Linked DNA regions of Homo sapiens: region 2 is linked to region 1. A link is a loop called in an ENCODE intact Hi-C map of the cell type or tissue named here. Cell type or tissue: sigmoid colon. All regions are shown on one strand. Links, peaks and the distances in the headings refer to the core of each region. The heading gives the core; the rest is flanking DNA.

Region 1 (11,876 bases), core at 1-8,000:
TCTAAAGGGCCTGATAGTAGATGCTTTAGATCCTATGGACCATACAATCTTTGTTGGAATTATTGATCTTTGTTGTGGTGTTGTGAAAGCAGCCATAGACAATATGTGAGCAAATGAGCATGGATGTGTTCCAGCAAAACTTTATGTACAATAACAGGCAGTTGCCTGATTTGACTGTAGTTTGCCAATACCAGATCTAGCCTAACCAGTGATCCTGGGAGCTGAGCTACCCAAAACTTTCAGTAAATTCTGTTTCTTAGATCAGGTAGACTTGGTTTATTTTCCTTGCCACTAGGGTATTCATTCCTATTTCCAGACTTCATAATCTAACTTACTATGTGCAGAGGCCATAAAATCTTACCTGCTTTATACAGACACAAATAAGGACTCCTCCATTCAGAGAGAGTAACTCTTTTGGATAAAATATGGTTTGTTTTTGATTCTCTGCAGTAGATCATCTTTTTTTATTTTTTTGAGATGGGGTCTCACTCTGTCACCCAGGCTGGAGTGCAGTGGCGCAGTCTTGGCTCACTGCCACCTCCACCTCCTGAACTGAAGCAATCCTCCCACCTCAGCCTCCAGAGTAGCTGGGACCATGGGTCCCACCACGCCACCACGCTTGGCTAATTTTGTGTATTTTTGGTAGAGAAGAGGTTTTGCCATGTTGTCCAGGCTGGTCTCGAACTTCTGAGCTCAAGTGATAACGCCTGCCTTGGCCTCCCAAAGTCCTGGGATCAAAGGCATGAGCCACCGCTCCTGGCCAGATCATCTAATTCTTAATTGAACTGCCTTCTTTGTCCAAAACTCTTCTGGAATTACACATCTAGAAATGCTCCCATTCAAAACATTATTCCCCTAGAGGAGTTCTTTGTACCCTTTCCCCAGCCTCCCCCAATGATGCATTCTATATACTTATAGTGTAATATCAAAACCAAGAAACTGACATTATCAATTCACAGACTTTATTCAGATTTCACCAGTTTAACATGCACTTATTTGTATTTACTCAGTGGTGTTTGTGGTGTGTATGTGTATGTATAGTTTTATGCATTTTTTTCATATGTGTAGATTTGTGTGACCAGCATCACAATCTAGATACAGGACAGTTCCATCACTGCAAAGATCTCATATGCTACCCCTTGATAGCCACCCCCACATCCCTAACCTCTAGCAATTACTAACCCATTGTTATTTCGAGAATGTCATTATATAAAGGAAATCATACGGTACATAACCTTTTGGTGCTGGCTTGCTTTACTCAGTGTAGCTCCCCAGACCCATCCAAGTTGTTTGTTCCTTTTTATTCCTGAGCAGTATTCCATGGTAGGGATGTGGCAGTTTGTTTATCCGTTCATCTGTTGAAGAACATCTGGGCTTTTCCTAGTTTGGGGCTATTACAAATAAAGCTGCTTATGAACATTTGTGTACATAGTTTTTGAGTGAACCTAAGTTTTTATTTCTCTGAGATAAATGCTCAAGGGTGCCATTGCTGGGTCGTATAGTAAGTACATATTTAGTTTTATGGGAAACTGCCAGACTATTCTCCTTTACTAAGCACGTGATAACTGGAATTGGCAGTGTTTGAACAGCTCTTCCTGTCTTTCATTTTACCGTCTTTCACACCATTATCTGGATTAATTTTTAAACAAAAGAGGAATTGCAGTTTTCTTACATGCCAGATATTATACTAAGCACCATACACATACTATCTAATTTAAGCCTCATAACAACTCCCCAAAGGAGGGTCAATACCATTGTTTCTCTAAAGAAGGAAACTGAGCCACATGGTATGTGCGATTAATGAGCTAGATGATCCTGTAATTGTTCAGGTTCATCCAGCTCATTAAAAGTTATCAATTGGCCGGGCACAGTGGCTCACGCCTGTAATCCCAGCACTTTGGGAGGCCGAGGCGGGCGGATCACGAAGTCAGGAGATCGAGACCATCCTGGCTAACACAGTGAAACCCCGTCTCCACTAAAAAATACAAAAAAATTAGCCGGGCGTGGTGGCAGGCACCTGTAGTCCCAGCTACTTGGGAGGCTGAGGCAGAAGAATGGTGTGAACCTGGGAGGCGGAGCTTGCAGTGAGCTGAGATCACACCACTGCACTCCAGCCTGGGTGACAGAGTGAGACTCCGTCTCAAAAAAAAAAAAAAAAAAAAGAGTTAGCAATTCAAACTCTGACCTTGGAGCTGGTGCTGCTTTTCTGAAACCACTGAATGTTTGGTGCCCTTGATGCCTTGAGATGTTCCCTTACGAAGTGTCCTGATTGTGATTGCGGCCTGTGAGGCCCGTTATGGCTTGTCTATCTACTGACACTCCCTTGTACCCATCCGTGAATCCTCTGTCCTCTTGGGTTTTATTTTTCTGTCTTGCTTTTGATATGCCTGAAGCCCAAGACAGGCTGCAACTTCATGATAAGTGGAGGCTTCATGTTTGATTAAACCAGTCCTATGCATTGTCACCTGAGAATATCCTGACAGTGGAATTAGTAAAGGAGACTACTGCAGGGTGTTGTGGACCCCCATGGTGATGAAGACACTCTGAGATTAAAATAACATATTAGGAGATTCGTTAACATAGTTGTCCATTCGTTACCCAGGCAATCCTTGTTTCATTCATAAGGTCTCATGACTGCATCTTAGTTGGACTTAGCAGCACCTAACTTCTGCGGATTCCCTGGCATCCCTCCAGGACCCCATTCTTTCCTGCCTTGAATGCCTTCCTGTGTTTCACACATAGGCACCAAGGATCCAGGTGGAAGACACCTAGCTTGCTCCTACCAGGCTACACATTTTCACCCGAGGGGAAATGAAAACTGGGCAGCAAAAGAGAGGTTTTCTTTTGGAATTACACATCTTGAAATACCTCAGTTCCTCTGTCCTGAGACAAAGGCATTTCATTTTTTGTTGGCAGCTAAATGCAGGGTGTTTGAGTGGGGTGACCCCAGGCTGATGCACCAAGGGAACGTCTAATGCCTGCACTTCCCAGGCTTTCTGCTGCAGAACACACACTCATTTGGCTGCCATCTGTAATACAGTCAGAGAGAGAGGGCAGACATTTTTCTATTAGGTTCTATTACCTTGTATTGGAAGAATAATGGCATGTTGCTTGAATGTTTCCCAAGAGAATGTTTTCTGTGCTCCGTGTATATTTCAAACTCCAAATAAGAAAAGTAATGAGGGTTGGGGGCTGCTGGTGAGGCAATCTCCACTTTAAAGATTCTGATCTTTGTTGAAGCAATTATTTATTTACATGAAAAAATAATGCCTTTTCCTTGAGCTGTCTCAGGAAATCCAAAAGTGAAGAAGCAAATAGACGTTTCATATAGTATAGCAGTGTCAAAGAACAGTCATATGTGAGTTTATTACCAAGGTTAAAAAACCTAGTGTTAACTTTGGGTTTGTCTAAGTTTGTTTTTCATTGTTACACGAGTATGCCGGAGACTGGTTAATTTATTTTACTTCCTCCCTCCCTCCCTCCCTTTTCCCTTTTCACTTCCCTCCCTCCCTTCTTTCCCTCCCTCCTTCCTTCCTTTTTCTATTTTCTTTTAAGAGATGAGGTCTTACAGTATTGCCTAGGCTGGTCCTGAACTCCTGGGCTCAAGTGATCCTCCCACCTCAGCCTGCTAAAGTACTAGGATTACAGGCATGAGCCCCTGTGCCTGGCTTTGGTAATTTATAAACAATATAAATTTATTTCTCACAGTTCTGGAGGCTGGGAAGTCCAAGATTTAGGTGCCAGCAGGTTCAGCTGTCTGGTGAGGGTTTTTCTCTGCTTCCAAGGTGGCACCTTATTGATGCATCCTCTAAGGAAGATATGCTGTGACCTCTCATGCAGAAGTGGAAAAACAAGTGAACCAAACACTATCTGAAGACTCTTTTATATGGTTCTTAATCTCATTAACAAGGGAGGAGCCATCATGGCCTAATTGCCTCGTAAAGATCCCGATTCTTAATACCATCACATTGACAACACCTACGTTTTGGAGGAGACATGCAGGCTTCAAATCACAGCAGGGCTAAATCAGCATAATATGACAACTTGGATTTATTGTGTTGAGTATAATGCAAGGCACTTTGCTTATATTACATTGGCTCCTCTTAGAAATAGGTTGTCGTATAGATGCACAGACTGACACTTAAAGTTTTAGTTACTTGCTCAAGATCATGTGGCTGATGACAGGGCTTGAAATTGGTAAAGCCTTGGTTTGGGGTTTGAATCCTGCCTTATGTCCCTGAGCTCATTATTTCAACAGACTTGCTATAATCTGCTGGTGGAAAGCAGACCATCAAGAACATCTTTTACAAATGGTAGCCTGAAGGTCCTAATAAACAGGGCACTGAGTTTTACTGCTAAACCTAATAAGGGGAGTCTCTGGTTTCTCTCGATTTCTCCTTGTCCTTAATTCTTCCACCTTTTCTTCCCAGAAGGAAAAATAAAACCCATAAGCACCAGGGATTAAAAAGCCTGGTACTTTTTTTCCCCTGTACAAATGCAGTGATACATATTGAATGTGTGAAAACCAGAGCTGTACACGGCTGCTGAGAAATTATCTTTTAATACATAAGGGTTACAAAACCAAATCAAGGAAGCCAAGGGTGGGGGCACCATGTACCTTGATCCTAAAAATGTTGAATGCCAGCGAGGTATTACAGAATCTACCATTGCCACTCACCTAGGAACACCAGTGGGAATGTGTAGTACAAGATTTTTGTGGAATGAGACTCATGTTCGAAGAACACAGTGACGAGTTCCGCACAAAACTGTTGAGAAGCAGCCAAAAAAGAGCTCATAAGAGATTGAGTCCCGGCCAGGAGAAGGGAAACTTGGCACCTGATTTTATTAGGATGCAATAGTTATCCAACCATTGGATGTGCCTGCGGTTTTCACAGGGAAGACCGTAGACCTCAGGATGATAACTGAGTAAGAAAGAAGTTTTGTGTTTGAGCCCATGTGTTTCTAACCAGAGTGCTCTTTTCCATGGAATAAATGTTTCCTAACACTAGTGTGAAGATTTAATCAAATACACACTTCCTCATCAAACGCACAGTCAACTTTTATCTTAAAATTTATTAATGTGATGGTTTTCATTTTCAAATGTAAGCATTTTCAAACACTTAATTGTTTAACTCTCGATTTGCAAAATGAGTTTTTTGGTGAAATGTGTCATTTGAGGGTCTTTTACCACTGTTTGGTTTTATAGCTTGCTTTTCTTGTTTACTTTATGATGTAAACTAATTTTTACTACCAATAAAAGTTTTAGGAATCCTATTTACATGTGAACAATGATTCAGCAATTTGAACCTATATTTTTTGCTGTGGAGTTGTCTAGTAAAAGTTTATATGACTCTGCTGACTCTAATGGCTCCGATAAATTACACATTTATCTGTGTGTATGTTTATATTTTTTTCCTCATTGCCTACACTTCTAGAACCCTGTTCATCAACCTCAATTACACGATGTATTTGGACACTCTTTCTCTTTTTTTTTTTTTTAAAGGAAAAACATAATTTCTATATACTACCAGATGGGTGTGTTGGCTGTAAGATAAAAATCCCAAAATACTTAAGAGACCATCTGGTATCTTGGTAGGGTTTAGTTGATTAAGTTCTTGTGTATTGATTTCAGTCTGAGCAGAGGTAATCTTATCCCTTTGGATCTCTACTTAAAGAAAAAAGTTGTCGTTGACATTTTGTCCCATTGTTAATAATCTTTTTTTTTTTTAAGTTTCACAAGAAAATACTAGTGATAGATGATAGCAGCCATTGATTTATATGCTCACACAGTTGCTCATGACTAGTGGTTGTTTATCCTGAACGGGCCTGATGAAGCCTTAGGGCTAGACTTAGTTCATGAGACACAGATTTCTTTAGAAGATGATAATGGGTCCATGTGGGAATTGACCTGGATTCATTGGTGTTGAGCTTGAAGCTAAGCAATTTCCGTGCACCATGTTGGAAGTTTTCTGGGTGTTACTTTGTAGGCCACCAGTGAATACTGCACCTCTGGTGTACCTTGGAGAGTGTCAGAAGCTTTATATATATTGATCCATGTAAGTCATGTAAGAATCAAATAGCCAGGTGTGGTGGCTCACGCCTGGAATCCCAGCACTTTGGGAGGCCGAGGTAGGTGGATCACTTGAGGTCAGGAATTTAAGACCAGCCTGGCCAACCTGGCGAAACCCCGTCTCTACTAAAAATACAAAACTTAGCCGGGCATGGTGACACACACCTGTAGTCCCAGTTATTCGGGAGGCTGAGGCAGGAGAATCACTTGAACCTGGGAGGCTGAGGTTGTAGTGAGTAGAGATCACACCACTGCACTCCAGCCTGGGCTACACAGCGAGACTTCATCTCAATATATATATAAAAGTAGGCCAGGCGCAGTAGCTTATGCCTGTAATCCCAGCATTTTGGGAGGCTGAGGCAGGTGGGTCACGAGATCAGGAGTTCAAGACCAGCCTGGCCAAGATGGTAAAACCCCATCTCTACTAAAAATACAGAAATTAGCAGGGTATGGTGGTGGATGCCTGTAATCCCAGCTACTTGAGAGGCTGAGGCAGAGAATTGCTTGAACCTGGGAGGCGGAGGTTGCACCGAGCCCAGATCGCCACTGCACTCCAACCTGGGAGACAGAGCGAGACTCCGTCTCAAAGTAAGTAAATAAAAAATAAAATGAAGAATCAAATAAATAGTGCTCTATTCCTCATTCTGCAGATGCGGAGTGTGTTAGCCATTGACAGGGCTGATCTTCAAGTTTACCTCTGCCTGACTCTGAAATTAGAATTTCCTCTACGGTGCAATCTATTTTCCCTGATGGCCAGGACACTTGTTGAGCTCTTTCTTTGGGTCATGGACTGGGCTAGGGTTAAGGGATATTCAGTGGAGCAAATGTTCCCCTTCTCTGCCCTTCTAGAACCTTGTTCCTCTAGTTACAATATTTTAATATTGTTGTTAATGTTTCTTTTCTTATTTATATTTAAGATACATCCTCAGGCTCTTCATTTTAAACAGGGATTCTCAACCTTAGCACTAGTGGTATTTTTGGGCCCCGATAGTTCTGTGTTGCTGGAGCTCTTCTGTGCATTGTAGGATGTGTAGTAGTATTCCTGGCCTCCACTCACTGGATGCCACTAGCATCCTCCTAAGTTGGAACATCCAGGGGTAGTCAAATGCCTTCTGGCAAGTGGGGGATTCTCCCCTAATAGAGAACCATTCTTCTAATGTAACTGCCAGCTATTTGTCACTGGGTGAAGGGTCAGAAGCCTGTTTGGCAGCTGCAGAATCTTTGTATCAAAATGCTATGGAGTGGAGATTTACACTACAACCACCAGATATCATGGGGGTAGAAATTATGCCAAACAACAGATTTGTATTCATTGCAGAACATTTTATAAGTACATATAAGATAAGGGAAAAGTAATTTTTTTTAAAAGTACTTATAAGCCAAAAGAAGAGACAATTTAAAAAATCATCTCACAATGTAGAGATGAATGTGACTTAATGTCACTACATCCTGATAGTTTTTTTTTTCTATACATATTACACATAGGAAAGACGTATTGTACATATAGGGTTAGTCAAGACATCCTGTCTGTGACTGATGTTATGCAATCTACTTTTTCATTTTATATTGTGAACATTTCCCCATTTCTTTAAATTATCCCCCTTTTTTTTTCCAGCATGGTTCATAATGGGTGGCATATTTGTCTCCTGTTCCTTGTCATTTTTAGCAGCTGCAATAGTGATCCTCCATAAATGGGCCAGTGTCTACTTTTCTGTCATTTTAATGTTGGACATTTTATTTGTTTTCATTTTTTTTTTTGTTCTAAATAATGCTTTTAGTCCTCACGTATTTATGTACATGAGACTGTATGCCAGGCACCCCTGCTTCAGGTACCTTGGATAGAACAGTGAACAAGGCTGATCCCTGTCCTCATGGATCTTACAGTCCAGCTGCGTATGTGTAGCTAAATCATTGCATATGTCTTTGTTTTGTTAGGATTCGTCGTGCCCTGCCATTTTCTCAGATGTGTTGTCCCCTGCCCTTTCAACTTTCTTTGCTCATCAGGGTAACCTCTTCCTGTATAAGGGCCCAGCCTCTATGAAAGGGAGGCTCTAGAATCTGCTCGCCTGTGAGATTAGAATTCACCTTGGCCCACACTGTTCCCAGTTATCTAGTGAAATCAGCATGAATCAGAATCTACTAGAAGCAGCATGTGTGCAGGTTGTTAAGCGGGGAGCGGTGGGGGGCGCGGGGAACTGTAAGGGAACATGTAAGGCTAATTAAGGTACATCATCTGTTAGGTGTCTTTTTTGTCCTGTTTTTCATGGATGGCTCCAGGGGAAGCCCAGTGCCACATCTGAGAGGCATAGAGGGAACATGAGATACATGCCCTTCCAGGGCACTTTGACTTTGACAAATTACCTAATCTCTTCGGACCTCAGTTTACTCTTGTGCCTTATAGTGTTGTGGTGAGAAATGAATCGTGTGTGAATAGCATTTACCGTGGAGTCTGGGATGTGGGAGTCATTCAAGAGAATGGGGCTGCTCTTGTGCTTTAACCAACACCTGCCCGCCACCCCCTGCACCCATATGCTAGATAATTGATGTGCGTTCTCAAGTCTTCATAGCACATTTAGGAGATATAGGTGGAATTTTGTTAGTTTTTGCTTCATATGCTTTGAGGCTCTGTTGTTAGGTGAATATATATTTATGATATCATTCTTTTTTCTTTCTTTCTTTTTTTGAGACAGGGTCTCACTCTGTCCCCCAGGCCAGAGTGCAGTGGTGCAGTCTCAGCTGACTGCAGCCTCCGCCTCCCAGGCTCAAGCAATTCTCATACCTCAGCCTCCTGAGTAGATGTGACTAGAGGCATGTGCCACCATGCTCAGCTAGTTTTTTGTATTTTTAGTAGAGATGAGGTTTCGTCATGTTGTCCAGGCTGGTCTTGAACTCCTGAGCTCAGGCAGTCCGCCCGCCTCAGCCTCCCAAAGTGCTGGGATTACAGGCGTGAGCCACCATGCCTGGCCTATAATATAATTCTATCCTGCTTTCTTGTATGCAGCCCAGGGCTTAATGGGTTGACCTTCTATGCTGCTGACAAAGGAAGGCTACCTGTGCTTTTTCTTTTTTTTTTTTTTTTTGAGACAAAGTCTCACTCTGTCGCCCAGGCTGGAGTGCAGTGGTGCAATCTCGGCTCACTGCAACCTCTGCCTCCCGGGTTCAAGAGATTCTTGTGCCTCAGCCTCCTGAGTAGCTAGGATTTTAGGTGCCCACCACCATGCCCAGCTACTTTTTGTATTTTTTTTTTAGTAGAGACGGGGTTTCACCATGTTGGCCAGGCTGGTCTCAAACTCCTGACCTCAGGTGATCCACCCACCTCGGCTTCCCAAAGTGCTGGGATTACAGGCGTGAGCCACCGCACCCGGCCACCTGCGCTTTATCAGCTTATTGAGGTGTGCGGCAGGAGTCCTGGTTGCCTGGTGAGTCATCCTGCAGGTGGAATGGTTGAGTCGCCGAGTCCCCTGCCAGATTGTCCAGAGTTGTACAAGGGCACAGTGCTGCCTCTCAATGACAGGAAATAGGTATGATTTCCTCTCTCTTCTTTGTCCTTATTTCATCTCTGATTATTGTCTTCCCAGCATTTAACCACATTTGCAAGTTACGTTTTTCACTTATTTGTTGACCTGTTCATGATATTCATTAATCCTGTAGATTAAGATCTTCAGGGATTGTTATCAGTTTCACTTATTCTTTTATCATATGGTCCCAGGATACTGCCTGGCACATAGTAGATGTTCAGAAATATGGACTAAATGAGTATTATAATTGACACATCTCAGTCAAGAAGGAGTGGCAGTTATACTCAGTTGTAACTTTTTCTTGAAGATATGTATCTTCAAGTTACTTGTACTAATGGGTGGTTGCATATTTTGGCTCTTTTACTTTGTATTTTTTTAGAAACAGGGTCTTACTTTGTCACCCAGCTTGGAGTGTGGTGGCAGGATCACGGCTCACCACAGCTCACTCCTGGCTCACTCCTGGGCTCAAGTGATCCTCCTGCCTCAGCCTTCCCTGTAGCCAGGACAACAGGCATATGCCATCATGCCTGGCTAATTTTTAAATTTTTTTTGTAGATATAGGATCTCCCAATGTTGCCTAGACTGGTCTTGAACTCCTGGTCTCAAGCCATTCTCCTGTCTTGGCCAACCAATTGTGAAACTGTGTCTGGCCTGTTTAACTCTTAAGTGTAGATGTAATTTACTTCATGAAAGAGTCAGACTCAGTGGCTTATACCTGTAATCCTAGCCCTTTGTGGGAAGCTGAGGTGGGAGGATTGCTTCAGGCCCTGAGTTTGATACCAACGTGGGCAACATAGCAAGACCCCCCCCCCCCCGACCATCTCTAAAGAAAATAAAATGAAAAAATAAGCTGGGCATAGTGGTGAGCTCCTGTAGTCCCACTTCTCAGGAGGCTGAGGAGGGAGGATCAGTTGAACCCAGGAGTTTGAAGCTGCAGTTAGCTATGATTGTACCACTGTATTCCAGACTGGGCAACAGAGCCTGACCCTGTCTCTTAAAAAAATAAATAAATAAGAAAAACAAGAAAGGGCTTCTTTCCTTCTGAGTGTGTGAGCATCCCTCATTTGATGCAGAAGGTGAGGTGACACAGAAGTGGTCTCTGTCTCAGGGATTAGCAAATTTAGTAGGGAAATGCCTCCATAGCCCCCAATTTACATATGAATAGTTAAAAACTGACCGTTTCATAAAATAAGCCCTAACCAGGAATGCATTTTAAGGGAATACTCTTGTGATGAGTGGATTTCCAGAGCAAAGAAGAGACACAGTCTGAGTTACCAGTGCCAATTACTTGGTACCACTGCAAATCATTCCCCTTTGGCAACATTATTTTTAAAATTAACTTTTAGGAATTTCTTCTCCAAGCGTATTCTTGGTTCGGCATTCTAACAGTTCATTTACCTGATTGCATTTGATGGGTCTGTTGGGATTCTGGAATGTCAATTTTACTTTTTAGGAGATAGGTTGCCTGGGTCATGTCCAACATTCTTGTAGATTGAAGATATTTTCCTTAGCTTCTTGTTCTTTGCTTTCTGGACTCACATCCTTTAGTTGTTTTCGATTTGGGGCTACTATAAAAAATGTTTTTACTTATTCTCCAGATATTTTCTTCCAGCCATATGCCGGGCCCCTTTGTTTCAGGCACCCAGGATAGAGTGGTGAACAAATCCCTGCCTGCACAGAGCTGACATTCTAGAACCTGTGTAGGGGAGAGAAGATTCCTTTCCCTTACACATCAAAAAGTTCATGGCTGAGGCCCCCATAACAGATTAACAAGAGAAAAGCAAGCATATTTATTGAATATCAGTTTTACGTGTCACAGGAGTTTTCAGAAATGAAGACCCAAAGCAACGGGGAAAACTGTATTTTTATGGACAGTGGTGCCAAAGTATGATTGGAGGACAAAGGGGTATTATTGTCTACCGGTAATAAACTGTGGGGGTGGAGGGGAGCCAGCAAGGCTTGTTTTGTTCAATTTCTTCTTGGTGTCTCACAGAAATAAGGACGTTCCTTTCCTCTGGGCATGTGGAGGACCTCTCTAGAATGAGGGTGAGACTATGACCTACTTTCAGGGGAAGGTCAGTTAAGTTTTATAACCAGTTTCAGGGGGAGAAGGGATGAGAGAGGACCAGAGAGACCATCCTGCTTTTGATGTTCTCCCAAAGGCAAGGTGCTCCATTTTGAGGCCAGGAGTTTGGTACTAGCTTGGGCAACATAGCAAGAGCCCCCGTCTCTACACAAAATAAAATAAAAAAATAAGCTGGGCATGATGGTGAGCTCCTGTAGTCCCA
Region 2 (12,168 bases), core at 4,159-12,158, 160 kb after region 1:
TTCACTAACCCCTTGAGAGTGTGGACATAACATTTTTCCCCAGAACAGTAAGTGTATTTATTTTATTGTTCAAGGGGTTGAATTCTGAATTTGGAAGATGCTGTACTATCACAGTTAAGAGTATGGACACTAAAGCCAGACTAGGGTGGGTGTGAATTCCAACCCTGCTAACTTCCTAGCTGTGTACCTGGAAGGTAATTTAAACTCTCTCTGCCTCACTTTCTTCATCTATCATATGGATCTAACAATGGAAATAGAGTGAAAAATAAAGACTCTGTGGTACAATGCTTAGACCAGTGCCTGGAAAATTGTAATTACTGAATAAATATTGTGTGACTGTGTCCATCAGCTCGTTGTGGGGTGGGAGGGTAGGATGGTGACAGATATATTACTGGTTTTAAGCTGATTTGGTATGTTTTTTCATAGAGCCAGTGTTCTAGAAGGTGGTAGGTTTTCCAGGTGAGTTGAAGACAGGTGACATGTTATTACAGCTCCAATTTCAAAAATAAAGACAGAAAACACAAAAAAAATTCTTTGGGTCAAAAATACCCTGAGCACTAGTAGAGGATAAAGAGTTTTTACTTGAAGTTTAGTAGGTACAAGAACTTGGAGAGTTTCCCAAGGAGGCTTCTCGGTGCCTTGGCTGGGTTAGAGATTGTTGCTAGTTCTTGATGGCGTCCAAGTTACCTCCATGCCAGAGACTTCCGTATGAGGTTGGCACAATCCCTAGTCTGATTTCTCAGGATTAGTGTTTCAAGTTGGGTGAAGAAAGTCATGTTTCCTGAGGTAATAGGTGTGGAGAAAGAAGGGTGTTCCGTGGTGGGGACAGAACTGTGCACGGTACTCTGTTTTTTTTTTTTTGTTCTTGTTGCCCAGGCTGGAGTGCAGTGGCATGATCTCGGCTTACTGCAACCTCTGCCTCCTGGGTTCAAGTGATTCTCCTGCCTCAGCCTCCCGAGTAGCTGGGATTACAGGCACCCGCCACCACGCCCAGCTAATTTTTGTACTTTTAGTAGAGATAGGGTTTCGCCATGTTTGTCAGGCTGGTCTCGAACTCTGGACCTCAGGTGATCCACCCGCCGTCAGCCTCCCAAAGTGCTGGGATTACAGACGTGAGCCACCATGTCCGGCCAGAACTCTGCACAGTACCTTTAAGGAAGAAGAAAGGTGGAAGGAAGCAGAAATCTGCTGAAGCTTTGCAGTGCTCTCTGGTGAAGCCCCTGCCCTGGCACCGCCTGCCGTAGCTTCCCTCTGGGAAGTGACTTCCTGGTAAGGTAAAAAGTGTGTCACCAGCTGCTTCTGCAAAACAGATGCACTGGCAGCCCAGGGGAGTGCTTGTGAGGTGGGAAATGGCTTCTGACTGCTTAATTTAGCTTCAAAAGCACACATATTTTCATGATTACCCCCCAGTGGTCTATGCACACAGACGCCCTCAGGTGCTCTCCAGGTACAGACCACTGGGGAGGGTGGTGTGCGCACACGCATATGTGTGTGTGTAATTTTTTTTTTTTTTTTTGAGACAGTCTTGCTCTGTCACCCAGGCTGGAGAGCAGTGGTGCGATCATGGCTCATTGCAGCCTCAACCTCTAGGGCTCAAGTAATCCTCCCACTTCAGCCCCCAAGTAGCTGGGACTACATAAATATAATTTTTTTTACACACATACATAGAAGAGGGGTGGAGGGGGGAAGAAAGGGGAGGAGAAGATGAGGGTGATGTCTACAGCAATAACCTATGTGGAGTGCAACAACAGAAACTCAAGTCGGCTTGTGTCATAATGGAAAAAATGGAAAAGAATAACGTCTGTGTTGGCCTCAGTGAGGGTTGGGTTCCGCTTCTCAAGACGGTTAGGGACTGTTTCTCTCTGTTTCTGGGCTCTGCCATCCATATTGTTAGCATTATCCTAATTCTGGCTCTGCATTATGGTGGGCTGTTCACTGTCCACAGCAGGGAATGTTTGGAAGAACTTTCTCAGAAGGCCCAGAGGGCCGGATGCCAGGAGTTTGAGACCCGCCTGGCCAACATGGTGAAACTCCGGCTCTACTAAAAATACACACACACAAAATTAGCTGGCCGTGGTGGCGTGCGCCTGTAGTCCCAGCTACTCAGGAGGCTGAGGCAGGAGAATCACTTGAACCCGGGATGTGGAGGTTGCAGTGAGCTGAGATTGCACCATTGCACTCCAGCCTGGCCAACAGAGCAAGACTCCATCTCAAAAAAAAAAAAAAAAGACTCAGTGTTTCAGGTCATGTCAGTTGCATCCTAACTAGCTCCATTATTTGTGCAGCTGGTTATCTTAGCACCAAGATACATGCTGCACCCTACCCTACAGTCTGTTTAGGACCTTAAATCAATTTTTAAAAATGGAAATTATCAGTAATATACAAAAGTAGGAGGAGTAGGAGAATGAGCCCTGGTGTAGTCATTGCCAGTTTGGGTGGAACTTTTAAAAATCACCAGTTCATGATTTGAATAGGGAAGGTGTGACCACTGAGACGAGAACCAGCATTATTTTCCAGAGATGGCAAAATAGAGCTTGAGAAGCTGGCCAAAGAGAAGATGAAATGAATGCTGGTTGCACAGTGTTCAGTATGTAGACATCAAGGGATTCTGGCCCTGTTAGATATGTTAGAGGAAAGGTTTGTTTAACATTAATACAATGTGCTACAGGGGAAGTGTTGTCAAACAGTTATGCCGGTTTCTTAGGTAAAGTTGGCCAGTATTCTTCTTGCAGGCCTAGTTTGCTTCATCATTAGGATAACTGTATGCATTCTCATTGGAGCCTATTATCCAGATATAATTGTTAATTATGTCCATTCTTTCATTCTCAAAATTGATTTGGTTTGGACCATTTATCAGTCCTGGGTAGAAATGCACATTTTCTGACTTTCTGACTGTCTGTCTCTGTGGAGAGCCTCTTTGTATGACACCAGCTCTGCAGCAGGAGTGCTTGTGCACATGGCCATTATGAGAAGGCCAGTTAGATTTCAGGAGTCATGGGGACTGTGAGGACCTGGAATACCCATGCCCAGTATAAAGGTAATTCAAGTTCAGATCTGTGCAAAACCCACGCTGGATGCAAAAACACATTTGCTGGCCAAATTCAGATCACAGGCACCTGGTAGGTTCATCTTCTTCTTTATAGGGAACTGTTAATGTTCTAGACCCTGGGTAGGCAAACTAGGGCACACAGGCCAAATTCAGCTGTCTGATGAACTAATATTGGAACATAGCCACATTCATTTGTTTACATATTATCCATGGGTGCTTTAGCACCATAGACAGAGCCAGAGCCTAAAATATTTCCTGTCAGGCACTTACAGAAAATTTGCTGTGAGTAGAAATCTGTGAGCCATCAATGCCAGTCACACATGTAATTTAAAATTTTCTAGTGGTCATACTAAAAAAGTAAAAAGAAAAAGGTGAAATTAAATTACATTTAGTTGTTTATTTTATTCAACCCATTATCTCTGCAATAGCATCATTTCAACCTGCAATCGATAAAAAAAATTATTAGTGAAATATTTTACATTCTTTTTTTTCCTGCGAAGTCTTTGAAATCTGATGTGTATTATACTCTGTAAGCCCATCCCATTTCTTACTAAGGGACATTGCAATTGCTTAATTGGCCATATGTGCCTGGTAGCCATTGTTTTGGACAACATGGTTCATGTTGTCCATGTTGTCCAACATGGACAACATGTAATGCCTCAAACATTCTGCTAAGCACACTGCAACCCACAGTACTATTTCAACTTATGTTCACGTTTTACTGCATACTTGATGAGTTATTTTTTCCCCCAAAGGATTTTTGTTGTTGTTGTTGCTTCCTGAATGTTGCACTTTTACAATAAAACAATGTTGAAATGTGAATGTCTGGTGGTTGGCTGGGCTCTCTCACTGGGTGACACACCACCATATACTAGCTTTCAGGTGCTCAAAAGTAATTTCTTCCTCAAGAGATTGAAAAATACCTATTTGTCATGGGTCTTCTGGGTCTGTTAGAATAATTACCAAGTATTTGGATAGTTAAAAGTTGCAACGCTAGGGTCTTTTATACTTGCTCTAGGACATAGTTGTCAGGTATGAAAAATTTACCATGGCAAGATCCATTTGTTGTATTAATCACTACCTTTCCCTTAGAGTTGATTTATGGTTCAGAGGGATATTCTGGAAAATGCTTAGATCAAACAAGACCACATTCATTCATGGAGAAAGAGTGGAATGCAGGTTCGTAGTAAAGAAAAATAATTTCCAGGGCTCCTGGGAAAAAGCTTTGGTCACTTAAATGCCCTTGGGCTTTCTGTAAGTAAACATCTGCAGTCCTCTCTATTGGTTTTCTAGCATATTTCACACAAAAGCAGGGGAGCAGAGTAGTGTTAATTACCCTGAGCCAAGTCAGTATTAATCTCAGGTCTCCATTGTTGTTTAAGATTGATGGATAAAGATGTGACTGCCCAGAACTACCTTTGTTCTCTTACTGGAAAGATGTGGACTTGGAGGGGCAATCTGGAGTTAATAGTCAGAACTAGATTGTATCCTCCTTACTGGGATGTGAGCTCTGTCACCTGAGTAACCAATTTCTTTGTAAAGGGATGTAATCTCAAATCTTAGCTTTCAAGCTGCCAGGCTTGGTTTGCTTTTATATCCCCAAATGGAACCGGAACCTTCTTTATTCCAATGGTACATTGTGGTAGACTGTATTCGGCAACCTTTTGTATGAAAGGGTTAACATAGATCTGTCTCATCAGTGTCTTTCTGTTTAAGGATAGCATAAAAGTGCTGATTGTTAACTTCACTTGGTCCTATGCTTATTCTTTATTTTTACTGTAGGATTTACTTTTTCTTTTCCTGTGTCTTTCTCTCTCCAAAAAAAAAAAAAAAATAAAATCTACCTTGATGTGTCAAAGAGATAAAGAAGATGTTATAAACATTAAACAAAAGTTCACGTTTCTGTTTCTTTGTGCCCCCGGTCCCCCTTTTAAAAATAGGCCTCACAGCATCAGGCATTTGCCAGTGCAGCAGTTTTGAAGCATAGGATTTTTCCCCTTCCTGATGTATAAATGCCAGCTCTCTTCCCCCCTTTGCAGACACAGGCATTTTCCTCTTTTGAGTTTTAGTTTTATGATAGCACATTACAAAGAGTTTGACAGATCCTTTAAGATGAAGATCTGTTGATGTACTTCCTGTTTATGGTGGCTCCCAGCTTCACTGGTGATGAGGACACAGGCGCCTGAAACCCAGAGGCAGGGTGGATCTGCACCACTTCTCTGACCTTGCCAGGGCTGACCTTCATCATTCTAAGGGAACTTTTTTTCTTTTTTTCCCCTCCCTAAGCAGTGGTTCTCAATTTGGGGCTATTTTACTCCAGAAGGGGCTTTTGGCAATGTTTGGAGACATTTTTGGTTGTTACAGCAAGACTTGGAGCTACCAGCCTCTAGTGGGTAGAGGCCAAGGATGCTGCTGAACATTCTACAATGCACTGGACTGTCCCCACAAAAGAATGTTCTGTCCTGAATTGTTGATAGTGCCAAGGTTAAGAAACCCTCCCATAAGGGATGTTTTCTAGGCTTAAACAGTGGCCTGTATGTGTCTTTCTCCTTATTTCTTTATTTCAAGAAAAGAAAAACGCTGCCAAAGCAAAAGCCATGCAGTATGTTCATAATAAATTACCTTTTAAAACAAATCCCAGGCCTACTCTTCCCGAAAATGGGAAAGACAAAAAAAAAAAAAAAAAAAAATCAAAGTGCCCCATGGCACAAGTTATCCACTGATGACATTTCCCTCTGAGGACTGTTTTCTGGGTTAGGGTAATTACCACAACCCAGAAGGTCATGGAGTCTAAGTTAAAGGGCGTCACTGATTCAGCTCTCAGATGAGCCACCCCACTGGGATGTATGATGGTATAAACTGCAATTAAATCTTGTGCTGTATTTACTGTGTGATTGGAAGGACAGAAGGGAGATTTCCCTTTAGTCATTCTTACCTAGAGCAAAACTCATGTTTTTTTAGTGTAATGTGATTTCTTGAGAATGGTAGATGTTAGTGAAGTGGGGCAGGGAGATGGATTTACAAATCTTGGAGTTTGCAAAATATGACTTGACCTTTTGTTCTTATGTTGTGGGCTGTGTTTTCTATTAAGCTCTCGATCATATTCTCTCTTTGCCATTTAAGAAAAATACAGCACAAACCTCTGTCAGATTTTAGTATATGGTGACCTAATTTGGTGGGATGATTGCTAAAGTTCTGGAACAGGCCCTTTGTAGCTGATTTTTGTTGAATTGATAAGCATCGAATATACTAAATATAATTTTTTGTGCCTAGGTCTCTTCCAAAACTTGCATACCATTTTTAGCCTGAACTCAGTGTTATCATTTTGGTCTTTTAAAGTGGAGGGAGGGGGAGAGGGAGAATCCAATTATAGCAAGCCTGACTTGATTGAATGATCTTAGAATGAACCTTGTGGGAAATAATGTGTTGGCGAGAAAGAAAGTTGAGTTTCTAAAGTTACAGAATCTGTAGATCTGTTACACAAGTGCATGTAGGTAAAGCCTCCCTGGAATGATTCAAAAGGTAGTTGTAATGGATGGGTTAAAGACTTCATTTCACCATCATCCTTATCCAGGTTCTGAATACACATGCCCTGTCGGGTCTGTGGCTCATTTTAGATACAGTGAGTGGAAAATTGAATTTAATGATTAAGTCTTTTTGGTTTCTGATTTGTGGATTTTCTTGTGATTTTTGTACTTCTGGATTTATATTGCATCTTAGTGAATATCATTTTTTTTCTTCTTAAATTATCTAAAATATGTGATAGGGTAGTTAGCAAACCTGTGTTGGTTATACCTATTGGCAAATGAAAGGAGATGACAGAAATAGGCTCCGATGGGCCCATGGCTGAATTACAGAGTGGTAATTATTCTTTAAATACTGAAATAAGAGTTTTGCCTATTAGAAGCCTCATAAAACCAGTGTCTACAATCTATCTGATTTTGCTGTTGATGTAATTTTAGGAAATCAAATGAACTGGGATGGAAATTAGGTTTCATACTCCGTGGCTTGTGTACCCCTCTAAGTTCTATTAAATTTTATAGGAGTTTTACAGGTGGAAACACAGCAGCACCACAGCTTTTGTCACTTCAAAGAGCAGCCCTTTCATAAACAGAGAATACAGAATCATGCCTTTTATCTTGCCATTTAAAAATTCTTCATTTTCTGCACCCAAGTGATTTATCACATGGACGGAGAGGACAATTCAGGATATTGTATTTCGAAAAAGGGAAAGAGAAGCCATTCAAATTCCTATTAAAATGAATTGCACTAGCTGTACATCATTTTCTAATTTCTGAGACGACTTGTAAATCACAAGGAGAGAGGGCATTCTACCATTGGTCAGGGGAAAAATGGGAAATTTAATAGTTTGTCAAAGATTGATAAGAAAGGATTACCACTCTGAGAGACCCTAACTTGATGAGCAAGTACATTTTGAAGTTCATCAGACGTATAAGCAGTTGGAGAGTTTAATTAAAGTTACTTGTCATTACTCAAGTTTACATCCGGTCTGTCTCTGGGCCAGCGTATATGGTATGCCAGTGACATTGTCAGAACTTAGTTTTGACCCTGAGAGCTGTGCGTTGTTCTTTTACTCCCTCTTGATTCCTCTTTCATCATGTAGAAGCTGATGTGTATTTTAACATTGTGGTCAATTTGGTGACAGAGGTCTTGATCAGTGCAAGTTCCAGTAGTTAGCTGAATTTTATATTTTTCTTTATTTTTTAGCTGATAATGATTCAAGTTGTTGGAATAATCTAAGACTGCTAGAAAATAACATATATACACATATGTACACTTGTGTAAATGCCATCTTGATAACAGAATCATAAATGTGTTCATGTAAGGGTATGTGTGTGTACGTAAATATGTATTATTGAATCGTATTGGGATGATTTTTTTTTGCCCTTTCAGATGTCAAATTGTATATTGAGACTATTTATTCCATTCTTATAAGCAAAGCCCTTCCTTTCCCTCTTGTTCCTGCAAAGCAGCTCAGAGAATGACTTTTAACTGGGCAACCATATTTTTGATCTTCTGCAGAGCTAGGAGCACTCTGACATATGGTTCAACAAAGGCTCGCAGACCGGGGCATCCAGTACTTGTGGTGCTTCTGTTAACGCCTGTTTATCAGATTATTGAAGGGCAAGCTGCTTTCCTCAGAACGTGCTTGCTCTCCCTGACTCTGTGTAATCCTATCCAGGCACGGAGCTGATATTGTTATACAAACAAAACTCAATAGGCATTACTGAAATCCAGAGAGTGGATTCTTTAGGATTGGACCTTTTGTGTGTGTAACCACATTTGAAGGAGACCTAAGAATCATCATCTGGAACTTTTTAAAATTGCAGTTACTGGAAACTAAAGCCAGAAACTAGGAGAAAACCCTCCGATTTTTTGTTTGGTTATTTTTAAGTGGAGAAGTTACAAAGGTGTTAGCTGTTAAGATGTGGAGTGAACTGGAATCCAGTGGCTCTCAAATCTTGCAGCTCATCAGAAACCCCTGGTGAACTTTGTACGTGGCACTCACCCCTATTCCTTAACTGTGAAATCTATACATTTTTTTTTCATCCACCCCAGATAAATCATATGTAGGTGGGCTCTTGGTCCAGTTTGGGAACCCGTAAAAGAAGTTATCAACCTCATCATAACCTTCCCAGGCAGGAATCAATTTCTTTGAATATAAGCCATTCAAATTCCATAATATGATACTGGCTCTAAAGGCACATTTAATTATGTAGGACACACCATCCCTTTCGCAAAATCGCACAAAGATTTCAACTTAGGCCTAAAATCTTTGGCACATACGTTGCACTGGGCACGGATCCCTTGGCCTAGATAATACTGAATTAAACTCCTCCCTTTCCTGCCCTCCCACACAGAATTTGGCCAGAGAAGCTCAGTGAAGGTTATTCTTAAACCCATCCCCGTTGTTCAAATCTGGCAGTAAAAAAGGCTTTACAACTTGGGTCAACTCCTAATGGGGCCTTTTGATCCAAGTGCTTTAAAGTTTAGACCTTTTGTATCTTTGTTGATAAAAACTGAGGTGTAGTATACCATTAAAATTTTTAAAAAATTATTTCTACTGAACCTGTTGGATTTAATCTGTTTTTGCTATCTAGTAGGCTTGTGACCTTGAGCAGATGACTTAACTTTGCCACATTTTTTTCTTTTCTTGTAAAATGGGGGTAATATAATCCATAGAGTTATCATAAGAATAAGTAAAAGAATGTGTAAAGTGTTAGTTCACTGCCTTCCACATAGTGAAGGCCCAGTAACTGTTGTTTCTTATTATTATCACGGTGGGGGAGGTTAGTGGGGGAAAGTTACAAAATGAATAAGCAGCAGACTTTGCCTTAGTCAAGAGCTTGCATCCTCAAATTTGGAGTAAGGTATAATTATATTACCATACTAGAAGTAGGAAGGATTAAAAGAAGAAAATAAAGATGCACTCTTTTTTCAGAGAAAAATGTGATCACTGATGGCTTTTTGCTGCATCTTGAGGGGAGACATTGCCCATGAAACAGTTTTCTGAGCTGAGCCCAGAAGAATAACCCTAAAGGAGTGGGACAGATAGAAAATCCAACTGGAAGAGGAAGTGGTATGGTGTACTAGTGTCTGACACACAGAAGATACCCAAGAAATAAGGGTTGAAAAACATGAGGCTTTATGGAGAGAAACTTACATTTGAGTTCTGATCCTGTTAATTTCTGTAAAATAAGTATTATAACACTGACCACATAGGGGCCAGTGTGGACAGTGAATACTATATGTCATGTACCTAGCAGGTTATCTGGCACGTTGTAAGCTTGAAAAGAAAATAATATAGTTATTCTGTATTAATATGAAGGGGAATAGAAAGACATAAACTTGAAACATAAATGTGGACCAGATAATTAAGGCATTTGAATCCTGAACTAAGGAGCTTAGATTTTATTCACTTGACAGTTGAGAGCCACGGAAGCTTTTTGAGCGGGTGCACAGCTATTGAAGCTCTGTGCTCTCTTGATTTCAAGGTGATTAAGCAGAACAGTTTTCCCCCAGCTCCTGTATCAGGGAGGCAGAGCTTTCCCAGAAGTCCCATTGCATACTTCACCTCAGGTGTGTTCTTGGAATTGTGGCCATGCCCACCTTATAGCTGCAATGGGGGGCTGGGAAACTGTTTAGCCTGTTGAGCCTCTGTAGCTGGAAGTGGGCTGTGCCTGCACAGCCTAAATGGCTTTTGGTCTGTGGCCAGGAAGCCAGTGATACTTGCAACTGTGAGCATAATAGCATGTTGGAGGCCAAAGTGTACTCTACAGGGAGTGCAGGATAAAATAAGAACAATACGACTGGTACAGAGAATAGAGGAAAGGGTAGAGGTTTGTATGAAAGCTGGCAAATTCAGTTCTAGACCAAAAATGAGTTTAGGGTGCAGGTAGGATATCCAGGAAGAAGTGATGCATGGGCAGGAGTAATTTAGGATTAGAGTGCAGGACTGAAAGTATTGATCAGTGAATCATTGATTTGGAAGATGACAGTAAAACCCTAAGAATCTGAGGTAAGGAAGGATGAGAGAGGAATGGACAAGAACCAGATAACAAGCTTAAAGGAATGATTTCTTTTTAGGTGCCCTGTATAAGCAACGACAGTGCGAAGGGATACCTTATTTAGCATTGTTTAAACCTCTTTATCTGCTCCATAGGCATATGACCTCAATAAAGGCAGCAGTGTGTTTATGATGCAGACCCAGCTAGAAGACAAGTTCCCAGGTCTGGCTACCCACCCCTACTCTTGGCCACCCAACTCCTACCTCTTTTGGACAGATTTCTCTTCTCAGCTCTGTCTGTGTAATGCAATTGTCCCTACAATGGCCTTTGACAGAGAAGTCATGGAGATCCAAAGAAACTAATTAGAATGAATAGGCATTTTTTATAAGTAATTCGGGACAAATGGAGAATCCAGTCCTTAAGAAGGGTTGTAATGAGGGTAGCTGAATTTGCTTTTGTGGGCTTTTACTTTAGCGTTCCACCATCAAGGTGACATCATATGATGTAAGAATGAGTATCTGATTGGCTACCTGCCAGCCAATGAGGGTTCCCCCTTGCCTACCTGTGTTGGGGAGTGCAAGGCTGTCACCAGGAGGGCAGGTTAGGGTGAATGTGGCAGCCCAGGTGAGGTAGACCTGATGATTGTTCGAATGTGACACTTTCTCCCTGTCATAGCCCAGCAGCCCCTTTAGTTTGTGACTCTGCTGTGCCTCCCAATTAGGCCTGCTGTGGACATCTCACTTCTGGCTGAACTTTGGGCTGGGTTTTGTGATGCTCTTTGGTCAGTGGAATGTCATGGAAGGCCCATGAATAGAGTGCTTGAATGTGCTTGCATGACTTTACTTGGCCTCTCTGTTCTGCTAGGTACCATGAGAAAAGCATGTCCTAGATTCACAGGTGGAACTTCCTGGCCCCAACCTGTTGCTTAACTCTCAGTCACCCAGTGTACCCAAACACCAGTGAGCAAGAAATAAATGCCTACTGTTGTTCAATACCAAAATCCTTTTTTCCCCTCTTGCTTTTGGTCCCACAGTATTGTTGCAGTAGAAATCTGACCAACACAGCAGACAAGTTGACTAATATGTCTGCTCTTTGGCCAGAAAACCAACAAGAGCCAGAATGGACAGTGATGATGGAAATGAATTAGTTGCATCTAGGGCCATGTAACTTGCCCTCCATTTGACCAAAGCTGAATTTCATTGAAGTGTCCATTCCATCATGCCTGAGTTCTATATTGGAAAATGATCTGCTTTTTCACAAAACACAACTTCAGCTTTCATATCCTGATTAACAAAGACAATATGCATTATTAGACTTAATTTAAAGGTGTAATCAGCCATGCGAGTCAGATAAGGGAAAAAATAGTACCATGGACCTTTTCCAAATTCCCACAGGCTTAAAATATAAAAATTCCCTCAAGAGTGCTGACAGCATACCTTGCCTGTTATTACAGCTTGAGTTTTATTTTGTTCCTCTGCCAGTACCAGAATAAAATTAGGTTACAAATCAGATCTAACGGTTTAGATTATTGTTCATCTTGAGCTCTGCGCTTTCTCTCCATTTGTTGTGGCATAGCAGAAATAATTAAAT

Evidence for each region. Hi-C counts contacts between places; a loop is a spot of excess contacts. Peaks named below come from ENCODE experiments on the same cell type or tissue, not always from the same donor. Only the 100,000 strongest peaks of a DNase experiment are listed, where the experiment ranks them.
Region 2: it touches region 1 in a loop (2.8-fold over the local background); 2 of 110 quality-filtered maps call a loop at or near these places.

What each region holds. Positions count from the first base shown.
Region 1 is chr3:61,645,650-61,657,525 of GRCh38, forward strand. All of the region lies in intron 1 of PTPRG (protein tyrosine phosphatase receptor type G), which reads left to right. Among named protein-coding and RNA genes, the nearest start is that of PTPRG, 90 kb to the left of the region's middle. In sigmoid colon, for the core only: no CTCF peak of the experiment used is centred there; a DNase peak (open chromatin) is centred at 4,822.
Region 2 is chr3:61,799,813-61,811,980 of GRCh38, forward strand. All of the region lies in intron 2 of PTPRG (protein tyrosine phosphatase receptor type G), which reads left to right. Among named protein-coding and RNA genes, the nearest start is that of PTPRG, 240 kb to the left of the region's middle. In sigmoid colon, for the core only: no CTCF peak of the experiment used is centred there; DNase peaks (open chromatin) are centred at 8,889 and 10,269; H3K27ac peaks cover 1,426 bases.